Regions from separate parts of the Homo sapiens genome. Here region 1 is linked to region 2. Evidence: read pairs that join two places in POLR2A ChIA-PET (ENCODE). Cell type or tissue: PC-9. All regions are shown on one strand. Each heading gives the region's core, and the rest is flanking DNA. Links, peaks and the distances in the headings are about the cores only. Region 1 overlaps UBXN11 (UBX domain protein 11). Region 2 has its middle 6.1 kb from the start of LIN28A.

Evidence for each region. Peaks named below come from ENCODE experiments on the same cell type or tissue, not always from the same donor. Only the 100,000 strongest peaks of a DNase experiment are listed, where the experiment ranks them.
Region 1: POLR2A ChIA-PET joins it to region 2 with 6 read pairs; 8 of 35 experiments call an interaction of 5 or more read pairs at or near these places.

The regions. Positions count from the first base shown.
Region 1 is chr1:26,299,281-26,303,668 of GRCh38, reverse strand. It overlaps UBXN11 (UBX domain protein 11), which reads left to right. Exons shown (of 15, transcript NM_001389556.1): 2 at 751-856; 3 at 1,947-1,975; 4 at 2,645-2,743. The coding sequence starts at 786. Among named protein-coding and RNA genes, the nearest start is that of UBXN11, 5.2 kb to the left of the region's middle. RefSeq lists an enhancer at 1-1,125. In PC-9, for the core only: no CTCF peak of the experiment used is centred there; a DNase peak (open chromatin) is centred at 388; H3K27ac peaks cover 923 bases.
Region 2 is chr1:26,402,480-26,406,867 of GRCh38, reverse strand. No RefSeq gene overlaps it. Among named protein-coding and RNA genes, the nearest start is that of LIN28A, 6.1 kb to the left of the region's middle. In PC-9, for the core only: no CTCF peak of the experiment used is centred there; DNase peaks (open chromatin) are centred at 1,467 and 1,947.

The sequences.
Region 1 (4,388 bases), core at 221-4,220, 100 kb after region 2:
GTCACATGGACTGTGTCTTTTTTTTTTTTTTTTTTTTTGAGATGGAGTTTCGCTCTTGTTGCCCAGGTTGGTTGGAGTGCAATGGTGCAGTCTCATCTCATTGCATCCTCCCCACCTCCTGGGTTCAAGCGATTCTCGTGCCTCAGACTCCCAAGTAGCTGGGACTACAGGAGCACGCCACCACGCCCAGCTAATTTTTGTGTTTTTAGTAGAGACAGGGTTTCACCATGTCGGACAGCTGATCTCGAACCACTGACCTCAGGCGATCCACCCACCTCGGCCTGTGTCTTGATTGAATCCTGCCTGTGGGTTGGCCTCTCTGGCTCTGAGATGTTGGGAGTGGCACCTGGTTTCTGGTGGGAGGGAAGGAGATACTTGGGCTTTGTGTCACCCAGCTGGCTGATGGACGGACAGCCTCCTGGGTAGTAGCATTTTCAGGCTCTAAGTTTGGGAAAGTTCCAGGCTTCTGACTCATTTCTGCATCCCATCCCACCCTCACAGTACTTTCCCAAGCACCACCAGGCCAAAGGTCTCTCAGTTCAGAGCAGAAAGCCGTATACCCAGAGGAGCAGGCAGATAACAGAAACTTCCAGAAACCTCTGTGGAGACAGTGGAAGAGGCAAAAGGTACTGCTGCCTAGACAGCGCTTCCCATTAGGAAGAGTAGCCAGGGAAGTGGAAACTTCAGGCTACCCCCTGGGCTTGGAGCCCTGAGTCTGTCCCCAGGGGCTGACTTCCTGCATTCCTCTAGGGAGTTCCTGACAGCTGGATTCTAGAAGTAGAACTATGAGCTCACCTTTGGCCTCCCTTAGCAAGACCCGAAAAGTGCCCCTGCCCTCGGAGCCTATGAATCCTGGGTAAGGAGCCAGCCTCAGGGGTCTTTCTGTCCCCGCCTCTGTATCCTCTTCTATCCTTCCATGGCCAGAGGACAGTGACTCCTAGTGTCTTGGGGAATACAAAGAAGGGCCACATAGCCTTCCCTGACCACTGTCTTTTTCTTTATACCTTCTTCTGGGGCACCCAACTTTGGATCTGAGCATAAACTGGGTTGTGCTTTTAGTAAGGTATGGGCCCTGTAGGAGTGGCTTGGCATCCCATCTGTTCATTCACTGTTCATTGATTAATTCTGCAAACACAGATGGTCTACGGACCTATCCTGGGCCAGGCCCTGTGTGGGGTTCAGTAAAGGGAATCTTTTACATCTGTCTAGCACTTTCATGTTTTCAAAACATTTTTTACCTCTCTTCCTTCTTGCTCTCTGGAATACCACTTTGAGTCTTTTTTTTTTTTTTTTTTTTTTTTTTTTTAAAGACCAAGTCTCGCTCTGTCGCCCAGGCTGTGGATTGCAGTGGCACGATCTTGGCTCACTGCAACCTGTGCCTCCTGAGTTCAAGCGATTCTCCTGCCTCAGCCTCAGTAGCTGGGACTACAGGCGCATGCTATAACACCTGGCTAATTTTTTGTATTTTTAGTAGAGACGGGTTTCACTGTGTTACCCAGGATGGTCTCGATCTCCTGACCTCGTGATCTGCCCACCTCGGCCTCCCAAAGTGCTGGAATTACCAGCCACCGCGCCTGGCCCCACTTTGAGTCATTCTAAGGCCTAGAAGATTCAGAGAGGTTAAGCAACAGGCCTCACAGCCTTTGCAGAGCAGAGCTGGGGCTGAGCTCATGGGCTTTGCAAGCCTTGTAGTCTTCCCACCTAAGACTCTGCTCTTCACCCCTTCCCCATCCTTCTCCACTGGGTGAAGTCAGACACCTCGAAGCCTGTCCCTTGTCTCACCCCAGGCTGGGGCTGGGATTTGGGGCTGGAAGTCCTCAGGAGTTAGAGGCCCTGCTTCCATCTCTTTGAGCTTTGGCTGAAGTCCGGTGCCCAGAGCCTTATCCCTGGTATCATTCCAGGGGCCCTAACTTATATTTCTTCCTTCTTCCTGCCTGGGTTCCCAGGAGGCGAGGAATCCGCATCTATGGAGATGGTAAGTGTGCCCCGCCCTCGTGCCCTCTTCGCCTCTCATGTGCTTGCACCTCCTACAGTTGGACCGATGGAGAGAAATCACACGAGAAAGGCCCTTGTCAGCTGGAGCAGCGGCCTCCACCGTGTTCTGTGCAGCTCCCATGCTGTCCTCCCTGAGGGCTGGGCTTCCCTCCTGGAAGCTCTCAGATTAGGAGGCCCCATACCCTTGGCACAGATGTTGCCACTCACATTTGAACCCCTTGACCCACTGTGGGACTGGCCAGTGTGTGCCTAGAAACCAAGTGAGGGCCAAGAGATTACCCAGCCCAGGGGTTTGGATCCCAGCCCCCCTTCCCCCTCCAGCCTCCTCCAGTGTGACAGCCTTTCTCCCGGGAGGCCTGTCCACACATTGCCACCCTGACTCTTGTAGCTCAGGCCTTTGGATCCCTGCCCCCCAACTCTCCACCATGGCATTGGCATTGGCCATGCCAGTCCCCCTGGGAGCAGGACTGGAAGAACTCCAAAACAGCCCCATTCTGGTTGGATCCTTGCTCCCCAGCCTTGTGAATTCTCTCTCCTCAAACTCCCTGGGGCACAGTGCATAGGCCGCGTCACACTGGCGAGGGCCCAGGGCCTGAGTTTCCTCTGGGTCTCCGCCCCAGAGCGGTGACCTAGGCATCCCTGTCTGCAGAAGATGAGGTGGACATGTTGAGTGATGGGTGTGGCTCAGAAGAAAAGATCTCAGTCCCTTCCTGCTATGGCGGCATAGGTGCCCCTGTGAGTCGGCAAGGTGAGAGCAGAGGCCTGAAGGGTCTGGGTCCTGGCTGCAGGAGGGGGCCCCAGAGACGGGGCAAGGCCTAGGGAGGCATGGCCCTTCCTCTCGCCTGTTTGGTCTGAGGCAGCTGCTTCCACTCCTGGCTGATTGTGGCAGGGACCTGGCTTGGCATAAAGCCACACAAGCCCCACCCTTAGCTCAGGAGGCCGAGGCCCAGCCCCAGCCCCAGCCCCAGGCCAGGCTGTGGCTATAGTTACCAGGTGTGATATCAGTGGGCTCAGGATTCAGGGTCAGAGAGGGATGAAGTCTGAGGGTAGAGCTCAGCTTCCTGCTTCTGCAGGGCTCTGGCAAGGCCCAAAGTCGCCTAGACAGTCTGCTTAGCTTGGCAGAGGGCTGTGGCAATGCTGAGCTCATGGAGGCACCTAAAGTGGGATGGGGCTAATCAGGGTGGCTTCCCAGAGTGGGGATTTAGCAGGTCTGAGAAAAGGGGAGACATGGGCAGGCAGGGATGAGCCCTGCAGAGTGCTGGGCGGGATCTGGGGATGCTGGGGATAAGGTTAGAACTTTCCACTAGCTCACTAGCTGTGGTATCTTGAGCAAGCAACTTCGCATCTCTCTGTCTCTGAGGCCTCCTCTGTGAAGTGGGCATGGGAACAGCGAGGGCAGCGTGTTGGGAGGATTCAATGAGATGCTCCTCGGTGGAGGGCCCCTGGCCAGCGCCTGTCACGCGAGGTGCTCAGTGTGGTGGCTGCCCATCAGGAGGCCAGCCATAGGGAAGGGCCTGATGATTCTCCCTCAGGCCCCTTCCATTTTACCGGAGGAGGGAATTGAGGTGGAAAAAGAGACAGGAAGAGCCTGGCCTAAGGTTCTGCGGCCATTTCACCACAAAGCCAAGATCTCCTATACCCTGGCTGGGGTCAACTTTCTTTTTTATTTTATTTTTTTTGAGACAGGGTTTTGCTCTGTCATCCAGGCTGGAGTGCAGTGGTGCGATCATGGCTCACTGCAACCTCAGCCTCCCAGGCACAATCAGTCCTCCTGCCTCAGCCTCCCAAAGTGCTGGGATTACAGGCATGAGCCACCATACCCAGCCAGGTCACTTTCAGTAGTAACCATGGCAACCAGGTTCTCTCTTTGAAAGAGCTCCAGGTGTCCTCTCCCTGCTTTCCCCTGTCATCCCCTCCTCTCCCACTCCCAGCCAATATCTGTCCCTACCAAGGTAACAGATGAGGACTTGCCTATCTTATTTTACTTCTCTGCCAGCAGTGTCCTATACTGTCCACTGCTCCTTCCTTCTCAGGACCTCCACCAAGCTCTTAGGCACCAAGCTGCTGCCCTCCCATTACCCTCTGCTTCTAGGCTCTGTCTCTTAGCTGTCATCACCACCTCCTTTTTTCTCTCAGGTTTTTTTTTTGTTTTTTTTTTTTTTGGAGACTGCCTTGCTCTGTTGCCCAGCCTGGAGTGCAGCGGTGCAAATCACTACTTACTGCAGCCTCGACCTGTCAGGCTCAAGCAGTCCTCCCACTTCAGCCTCTCAAGTAGCTGGGACTACAGACACACACCACCATGCCTGGCTAATTTTTGTATTTTTAGTAGAGACAGGGTTTCTCTATGTTGCTCAGGCTGGTCTCGAACTCCTGGTCTCAAGTGATCTGCCCGC
Region 2 (4,388 bases), core at 230-4,229:
ATGTAAAAAGTAGTACACACTAAGTAGCATGAGGATATACAAAAGTAAAAAAGGAAAGAAAAAATATTCCCTGCCTTCCAAGAAGTTATAGTCTACTTAGGAAGACAAGACTGAAATAGCTAAGCATTGTAGGTTTCTTGTGTACTGGTTTCTGAGAGTAATAATATCTAGGTAAAAGGAGGGTAAATGTACTCTTTAGAGAAGACAAGGGTGTCCGGTATCAACACAAAGAACATCCCTTTCCTTAAGGCATTTTGCTAAGTTCCTTTTGCGCAGGTTTATAGCTTCATAAAAGAGCTGCAAGAGGTCTTAATAATAATAACAATCCATCCAATAATTGACAAATATTTGCTGAGCACTTCTTCCGTGGCAGACATTGTTCTAATTGTTGAGAATACATCAAAGTGCAATACAAACAAAAATTCCTGCCTCTGTGGAATGAGCATTCTGCTAGATAATAATAACGACAGCCAGCATTTATCAGGAATACAGGCACCTTTTTAAAATCTCATTCAAGACTCTCAATAATGCTGAAGAATAAGTATTAAATTTTTACTTTACAGGAGAGGAAACTAAAGCTTAATCGAATCAGTATATTAATAGCTTGCCTAATGTTGCTCAACTAATACATGGCAGAGGCAGATTTGAACTCACACATCTTTGACTGCAAAGCCCATATTATTCCCACAGTTCTAGTATGTTGTTATCATGACTAGTGCCATCACCATTTTACCAATAGTGAAAAAATATACAGGCAGACAAAAAGACTGGAAGGAGACTATATATTCCACCTAGTTGATAAATATAGGACCCAAGTTTGTGATTTCTTTTCCATGGGCCACAGCTCTAGCCTGTCCTTTTTTTTTTTTTTTTTTTTTTTTTTTTTTTTTAAGACAGAGTCTCACTCTAGTTGCCCAGGTCGGAGTGCAATGGCATGATCTCGGCTCACTGCAACCTCTGCCTCCTGGGTTCAAGCAATTCTCCTTCCTCAGACTACCAAGTAGCTGGGATTACAGGTGCCTACCACCATCCCTGGCTAATTTTTTTTTTTTTTTTTTTTAAGTAGAGACAGCATTTCACCATGTTTGCCAGCTGGTTTTGAATGCTTCACCTCAGATGACCCGCCCGCCCCGGCCTCCCAAAGTGCTTGGATTACAGGCATGAGCCACCACACCTGGCCTAGCCTGTCATTTCTACTGATCATTCTTCCTATAGCTCCTTGGCTTTCTAAGTCAAAGAGCTGGCCAGAGCCAAAGCAAGTCCTCTTCTGGGTAATCATCCACACTCAGCTCCCATTTCTGAAGTACTCTGAGAATTCTGTGGTACAGTCGAGAGTGGTGTTCGGAGTGTAATATCCTGACCATCTTCTAACATGAATGATGGTATGCATTTGAGAGAAATATTTCCCATAGTGTGTCCCTCCAGATAGTAATTCCATGGGATGAATAATACGTATTATCAGTTTCAAAACATTTATAGAGTGACATCATTTGGAAAGGTATGTTAACTATGTTTCCTATGCAGAGGTTTTCTTTCTTTCTTTTTTTTTTTTTTGAGATGGAGTCTCACTTTGTCGCCCAGGCTGGAGTGCAGTGGCGCTATCTCGGCTCACTGCCACCTCCACCTCCCGGGTTCACGCCATTCTCCTGCCTCAGCCTCACGAGTAGCTGGGACTATAGGCGCCCACCACCACGCCGGGCTAATTTTTTTATTTTTAGTAGAGATGGGGTTTCATCGTGTTAGCCAGGATGGTCTCAATCTCCTGACCTCGTGATCCACCCGCCTCAGCCTCCCAAAGTGCTGGGATTACAGGTATGAGCCACCGCGCCCGGCTGGGACAGAGCTTTTCAAAGCATGGCAGTATACTCTGTAATTCACCATGAAGGCAATACAGCATCTATTTCTATTTATTCATCTATTCATTCACTCACATACCTAACAAGTATTTATTAAACAAATATTGTGTATCAGGCAGCACCATCTGAAGCACAGTAAATACATTAGTGAACAATACAGATGAAATTTCTGACTCATAGTACTAACATTCTAGAAGAGAGAGACAGACAATAAACAAATAGTTAAGTAAAATGTGTCTATGCATCTAGTTCAGCCTGATTTTTGTTTGTGTTCCAGCCTAATTATTTCTGTTTGTTTTTGAGATAGAGTCTGGCTCTGTTGCCCAGGTTGGAGTGTAGTGTCACGATCATGCTCACTGCAACCTTGATCTCCCAGTCTCAAGCAATCCTCCTGCCTCAGCCTCTTGAGTAGCTGGGGCTGCAGGTGTGCACCACCATGCCTAGCTAAATTTTAAAAAAATTTTAAAACTTTGTAGAAAGAAGGTCTATGTTGCCCAAGCTGATCTTGAACTCCTCGGCTCAAGCAATCCTTCTGTCTTGGCCTCCCAAAGTGCTGAGATAACAGGTGTGAGCCACCACACCCGGCCCCAGCCTCCTAATTTGCTCTGTGATCTCAAGAAAAGCGCCCAGTTGTACCTTTGAGGGTAAAATGAGAGTTAGATTTGTTGTTAGACAAATGTTTCTTCCAGTTCTGACATTGACATTTTTAGATGATATGATCTGTATAAGTGTGTGTGAGAGAGACAGAGTGTGTGTGTGTGTGTGCGTGTCTGTGAGAGAGAGAGAGAGAGAGAGAGATCTCCCATTCCCCCATTCCTATTACACAGAGAAACAATCTGTTTTTGCCCCATGCTGTCATCCTCATCCCACTCAGGGACTAGGGCTTCCTGCATCGAGCAGGATCGTGTGCCTCTTCCTTCTCAGGCCTATTGAGTTGGCAGTGGCAGGAGAACAAGCCAAGGGGGTCCCACCCTTCTTTCAGTGTGCTCCCCGTGCTGGCCCTGCTTCACAGAGCAGGATGCCAGGCACTTGCTTTCACCAATAATGGCTTCATTAGATTGAAAGGAGACGAGAGTGACCTCAGTGAAATAGACTTCCTGACCCCAGCTGACCTCCGACCCTCACCCTGACAGCCTCTAAATCTTTTTCTTTTGACACATCCCCCACAAGGCATAGGCAGGAAGAGAAAATGATGATCCTGCTATAGCTCACTGTCCAGGAACTGTAACTCTCCAGGCGTCCTCTTGCAGTGGAACTCATGACACCCAACTGTGATTTCCTCATGGCTGCTGATCCTTCCAGCAATCCCCAAGTCTGGTTTGTGGGTCACAACCCACACAACTGTCATTCACCTGGTGCCCGTTTGTTTGTATCCAATGATTGTCATATGCCATGGAGGCAGGAGGCAGGTGTATCCAAAAGCTTTCATTTCTCAATGCTACTTTAGTCTGAACCTTGAACCTATTCTTCCCTGATTCTGCAGTTACTGTTTATTGTGTGATGAATTTACACCAGGCATACATCAAATGCTTTGTGTGTATTGTCCCTTTCAGTCCTCAAACATCCTAATATGGTCCCCACTTTACTGGAGAGGAAACCGAGACTTACTGAAGTTAAGTGACTTGTCTCAACTTACGGAACATAAGGGGTGGATCCCAGGTGGAACTCACTCCAATATTCTTCTTCACTTTTTAAGAAATACTGTAGTTCCTCATAAATATGTACACCTACTATGTACCCACAAAAATTAAAAATTAAAAAACACTGTAAAGTAATGAATGCATATGGTTCAATTAATATTGAAAGAATTATAATGAAGTCCTTTGGCCACTCCACCTCCTCCACTCCCATGAAGCAACCACTCTTTCAGCCATTTCTTCTGGAGAACATTTCTATACCTCTAAATAATATGCATGCATGTCTGTTCCTTCATTTATTGATTTTAGATATTATCTATTGATTTCCTGTTATGGTAGATGAGGACTTACCTCTCTTACAGGGCCCATCTCTCCTGTCCCCTTCCTCCCAATGTAGTTAAATAACCACTTTCAACTAAATTGATAACCAATGTTTATGCTGTCACGATTATGGAAATGTTCATTGCATTGCCAAGTAGTATACTAGGTGAAAATTTTCTTTTTTTATTTCTTTTGTTTTTAGAGATGAGGTCTGGCTATGTTTTCCATGCTGGACTCCAACCCCTGAGCTCAAGCAATCCTCCCACCTTGGCCTCCCAAGTAGCTGGGACTACAGGAAAATTTCCTTTCTTCTACCACTTTTTATTTTCCCTGGACTCTCTAACTGCCTTTCTCCGTTTACTGTCTTGTTTGTCATTAAAACATCCTCAGTTGTTTTCTTTCTTTTTTTTTTTCGAGATAGAGTTTTTGCTCTTGTCACACAGGCTGGAGTGCAATGGCGCAATCTCAGCTCACTGCAACATCTGCCTCCCGGGTTCAAGCAATTTTACTGCCTCAGCCTCCCAAGTAGCTGGGAATACAGGCACCCGCCACCATGCCTGGCTAATCTTTGTAT